Regions from separate parts of the Mus musculus genome. Here region 2 is linked to region 1. The links are chromatin contacts, found by Hi-C or POLR2A ChIA-PET in ENCODE. All regions are on one chromosome and are shown on one strand. The core of a region is the stretch at or near the end of the contact, and the rest is flanking DNA. Distances in the headings are between cores, read along the strand shown. Region 1 holds the start of Fuz (fuzzy planar cell polarity protein). Region 2 holds the start of Ap2a1 (adaptor-related protein complex 2, alpha 1 subunit).

Region 1 (2,700 bases), core at 118-2,617:
CAGAGTATAAAAAGACATTAGAAGGGCTGAGATGGGGGCTGGACTGGACTGGAGAGATGACTCAGCTGTTAAGAGCATTGACTGGTCTCCCAAAGGTCCTGAGTTCAAATCCCAGCAACCACATGATGGCTCACAACCATCTGTACAGCTACAGTGTACTCGTATATATAAAATAAATAAATAAATCTAGAAAAAAAAAAGAAAGGAAGAAAGAAAGAAAAAAGAAAGGAAGAAAGAAAGGAGACTGAGATGTTGAAAAAGGAATCGGAATTTCAAGGACACATGGCAAGTCCCAGGTCTGCATGGGCTACATGAGACCACACCTCAAAAATACACTAAACAACAACAAGCAAAAGAGAAAGAAAGGAAAGCAAAGAAAAAGAGAGTGGCTGGCATTCGCCATTCCAGGCCAAACAGCTACCCTGAGTTCCAGGCCAACCAGGCCTAAAGGCTGCAACTCACCCAGAAAGTAGAAAATAAAGACACGAAGCTGTAGCCATACTATTTTAATAGCCATACTATTTTAAACTAGAAAATAAATTTTGATTCTTACAGTGCGTGTGCCATGGCATGTGTACAGAGGCCAGCTTTGTGGAGTGAGCTCTCTATTCTACCATGAAGATTCCAGGGGTTACAAGCTTCTCAGGTCTTCATGGCAAGCCCTGGGATGTGCTGAGCCATCTCCCTGGCTCCTAGCCATCCTTTGGAAGAAAGCTTTGGAAGTGATAGTACAGTGATCATATCTGTGAAAATCTGTCTTGCTACCTCGGTGCTAACTTCTATTGTTGCATGGAACAAAGTTTTCCGTGTTTTACCTTTCGACACGATACACCATCATTGGCATTAATTCGTTACAGAAATTACGTGGTTTTCATGATTTTGGAAAAGGTTCTCTTCTGCCTTTCACTAATAACAAAAACAACCATCTCATTTGGTGGTTACTAGGCAACACTGCCTGGATCAAACCATTCTGAAAAAATGAGAGGGAGACGGTGGCACAGCGGTTCGGAGTTTTGAAACAGAAATTATTGTGAATGGTAGTTGCTAGGCAACGCCTGAGCATACGGCCATCTTTGACTGGGGCAGGGTATTTCCCACTATGGAATGAAAGGCCACGCTGCAGTTGCCAGGCAGTGCCTTAGCACTGTCCCCATCCTCAACCAGTTGTTTAAAAAAAAAAAATTAGCACGTAATTACAGCACACATGAAGGTTTGTAGGCAACACCTTAGCACCATCACCATCTTCAAACTAGATTCTTCATTCTCGTTATACAAAAGATGTGAAGCTGTCCAGGAACAACTTGAACGCTTGGCAAGCAATACTTGTCGCCATCTTTGTTAGGGTCATGATGACTTCCGGCCGGGGCGGAAAAAGAATCCTGTTGGAGGGGCTGAGTTGATGAAGGCAGGAATTTAGCCATCCGGCTTCTCGCCCTCTGGCGGCTCCAAACGGCAGGCCGACTTGCTTTCACTACCCGCATGCTCCTAGATCCACACCGAGAGTCTCCAGGGGGGTGACTTGTCGGGTGCGGGCTTCCAGATGGGGGATGAGGGGCCGGGAAGCCCGGTGCATCTGCTGTGCCTCGCAGCCTCTAGCGGGGTTCCCCTGTTTTGTCGGAGTAGCAGCGGCGGCGCCCCCTCCCGTCAACAGGTGGGGGCATTCGACTCCTTCGTCTAAATAAGGGGTTTGGGAAGCTGGGATGGCATACCGTGCAGGGAGTAGAGGCTCGGAGCCTTTAGGGGACTAATAAGCCTGGTTTCCTGAAGAACTTTGGGGGGATGTGGGGAGACGGCAAAGTGGGACAGTGAGGTCTCAATGCTTCCCCACTCTTCAGCTTCCTTTCTCTGTCATCGGCTCTCTCAATGGAGTCCACATGTTCGGCCAGAATCTGGATGTGCAACTGAACTCTGCAAGAACGGAAGACACAACCGTAGTGTGGAAGAACTTCCATGACAGGTCCCTTGGCGGGAGCAAGGGAACAAGATCTGGGCAGTGGTTCCTGGCTTAGGTGACCCCAGAGTCCTGCCAGTGGTGACTTGGCTGTGGGAATCTTTGATAAGCTACTCACCCTCTCTGATCCCTGCGTTCCCAGCAGAATGTAGCCAGCAGCATAGGAATAGCCCAGAGACGCTGAAGCGCTTGGCTCCGTTTCCCAGGCCTGACCTCTACTTCATTCTTGCTTCTCTTCTTTCCTCCCCACAGTATCACTCTCATTGTTCTGTCATCTGAGGAGGGCACCTCTGAGCTGAGGCTGGAAAGAATGCTCCACATGGTGTTTGGGGCCATGGTGAGACTGGGCCCTTTTTTCTCCAAAACTCAAGAGAGCTGCACCCCCAGCCTCTTCTCCTTAGTCCAGACCTGCATTTTTTTCTCACACCCAGACATCCAGACCTCAGCCCTCTTCCCTCATACCTAGGAGTCCAGGAGCCCGACCTCCACCTTCATACACAGGGATCCAGACCTGGCCTTCCTCTCAACACCCATTCAAATACTGTCCTCTCTGACTAGATCCTATTAAGGACCCCGCTGTCCTATGTGATTCTTCTAGGTTCTCATTGTGGGACTTGAGGAGCTGACCAATATCCGGAATGTAGAAAGACTGAAGAAAGAATTGAGGGTGAGGCTGTGGGATGTGAGTGACGTTAGGATCCCTAAGTCGTGCCCATTTGTCTGGAACTACAATTCCCACTATGCATAGG
Region 2 (2,700 bases), core at 105-2,604, 33 kb after region 1:
CAGCAGCCAGGCCAGGCCATTGTTACAACCCTTCCTAGAAGGGACTATGGTCCTCATATTGCTGTAATAAGCCAAAAAAGGCTTGGATCCAGGCCTGCCTTGTTCCCTTCCTCAGGGTACAAACTTCCCCTCCCCCAGCTTGATAGAGCTCTTCTCACAGAGCATTAAGATACCTTGCTTCCATCATAAACACTCACTCTGTGATACCTTCCCAGAGCCTGCTGGTATCTTAGGTTCCCCAAGACTTTATACTATAGTCCCTTATTTTTTACATGTAGCCTCTTCAATGCTGTCCTTGTTTGGGGGTGGGGGATTAGGGGGACGTTAGCTGTTTCAGACAGGGTCTCTCTGTGTAACCCTGGCTGTCATGGACTCACAGAGATCATCAGCCTACCTGTGTCTCAGAGGTAGTAGGATTAAAGGCCTGCACAAGTACACCTGGTGCCTTCCATGTCTTTTACACAATCTTCCATGTAGAGTCTTTTCATACATCATCCTCTGGTCCTCTGTCCCTTACCTCTTCATCTCTGGTCCTTCTGCTGTCCCCCCAACCTTATCATCTCTAGTTTCTCTGCTATGTCCTCACCTTATCATCTGGGGGCCCTATGGTGTTGTTCCTACCCTATCATCTCTGCTTCCTCTGCAGTTTCCCCACTTCCATCACTGATCCCTCTGCTGTCCCCCACCTTATCTTCTCTATCCTTCTGCTGTCACCCCATTTCTATTTCTGATTCCTCTGGTATCTCCCCACTTCATCATCTCTGGTTACCCTGATCCCCCCCCCCCCCCACACACACACACACACTTTATCATCTCGAGTCCCTCTGCTGTCTTCCCACTTTATTATATCTGGTCTTTCTGCTGTCCCCAATTATATCATCTCTGGTTCCTGGGCAGTTCCCCAACTTCTGGCCCCTGGCCCTAGGTGGTTGCCCGCCTCCCATCTCTTCTGCGTCCCTGATTTCCTCCATCTAGGCTCGAGATGGCACTGAATGACCTACCTAACCCGTTGCCCTATTCCCTCCACCTCCTCCCGCCACGTCCGCCCGCGCCATCCTGGTCCTTCCCGGGAGGACACCCCCGCGCTTCCCTGCTCCCTCCGCCCGGTCGCCGCGTGACCCCCGGGCCCCGGTCATGAGCTCACAGTTCCGGATGTCGGAGATGAACACGGCGAGCCCACGCATGCCATCGCCTTTGGATACAGCCGGCATGATGGCGGAGGGCTCGGCTCCAAGCCTGGCCGAACGGGCGCGGGGCTGGCTGGCGGCACCGGGCGGAAAGGACCCCAGACGGCGCCGAGGAGCCGGCCGGGGGAGGGCGGGCTAGCGGCGGGCTGGCTGCAGGCCGACGCCCCGCCTCAGACCCGCCCCTACGGATTGTCATCCGGGAACGTACGCCACTTGTTAGCTGAGAGCCCTGCCGCTCACAATAGAACGCCCGCCCTCCTCTCTCTCTGATTGGCTAAATAGTAAAGACACCAGGTGATGATTGGTGCAGTACCGGGCTATTTCCGTTCGGAGCAGGGAGGCAGGGGGCGTTGCCCTAGAGACGGGGGAGTTCGATGACACACTCTGGGACCGCCCCCTGAACGGCCGAGACCAACGCTAATTGGATGGACTACCAGCTCCGCGCCAGTAGGGCGGGATGTAAGAGGCCGAAGGAGGCGGAACTTCGGGAAAAGAAGACCAATGGGTGAGGAGATTGCTCTTCGCAAGGCTCTGCCGATTCGCCGGAAGCGTCATACTTCCGCCCTCGAAGGGGCGGTTGTGGGGGGCGGGCAAAAGGGCGACGATCCGTAGAGAAGGAAGGAGAAAGAAGCCCTGTCAGTTAGCTGAACTGCGATAGGTGGAGCGATGCCTGCAATTCCCTGCTGCAGAGAGGGGCTGGGCGAGGCGGTAGACCGTGAGGTGTCCACTACGCAGGCGCCTCCCTCTTCCCAGTCGGTCTCCACTCCCGAGCCCCGGCCTCGGGAGCATTCCCTTCCCTAAAAACAACGCCTGGAAATTTGACTTGTCTGCAAACCTCTTATCCATGAGAGGAGGGACTGCCGGTTAAGGATTGTTACCATAGACACTGAGGTCCAAAGAGATTGAGTGGCTTCCCCAAGACTACAGCTCAAAAATGGAAAACTGGGATTACTATTTTGGTTTTTAAACATTTTTCAATATAGGTTACTCTTTTTTCCTCCCTAAACCCCAGTACCGAAGACAATCTGCCTATAATGGTCATAAGATCAAAATTGCTTCCTCCATCAGTTCTGGAGAACCACTCAAGGAAAAGCCAGTTAAAGCCACAGCTGAGGACTGGGTCAGTTTGTTTTGCTTCCGACTCCCTAGGTTCTATGGTTCACTAGTTGCAGGGAAGTCAAAGCCCCCAGAACACCAATGCCCGGGGTTATTGAGAAATTTGGGGCAAAGGGACTTGGGAGAGTCCATGTCTATTATCCCCATGAACAAAACGGCACCCCTGACAGGCTTTTCTAATTTGACACCCCCAGAATGGGTCTAGAAGGTAGTTATGTCCTGGGACCTAGGAAGAGGCAGCACTGAGTCCTTGTGAATAGAAGGTAGTGTTCTGTGAGTTTGAGGCCAGCCTGATCTATGTAAACAGCTCCAGGATAGCCAGGACTACATGGAGAGTCCCTGTCTCAAAAACAGAAAAGGTTAAGGATGTAACGTTTAATCCCCCAGTGAGAGAATG

Evidence for each region. A loop is a pair of places that touch in the nucleus more often than their neighbours do. ChIA-PET counts read pairs that join two places held with the same protein, here RNA polymerase II (POLR2A).
Region 2: a loop to region 1 is called in a map of gastrocnemius, with 7 times the contacts of the local background. The contact joins the promoter of Ap2a1 here to the promoter of Fuz in region 1. A Hi-C loop is called at or near these places in 4 of 37 maps with a recorded cell type or tissue (gastrocnemius and heart). POLR2A ChIA-PET finds 5 or more read pairs at or near these places in 3 of 5 experiments (Patski and embryonic stem cell).

Annotation. Positions count from the first base shown.
Region 1 is chr7:44,894,712-44,897,411 of GRCm38, forward strand. Fuz (fuzzy planar cell polarity protein) reads left to right here and starts at 1,368. Exons shown (of 11, transcript NM_027376.3): 1 at 1,368-1,651; 2 at 1,836-1,957; 3 at 2,204-2,288; 4 at 2,550-2,618. The coding sequence starts at 1,541.
Region 2 is chr7:44,928,136-44,930,835 of GRCm38, forward strand. It overlaps Ap2a1 (adaptor-related protein complex 2, alpha 1 subunit), which reads right to left and starts at 1,355. Exons shown (of 24, transcript NM_007458.2): 1 at 1,145-1,355. The coding sequence starts at 1,211. It also overlaps a transcript of Tsks not described here.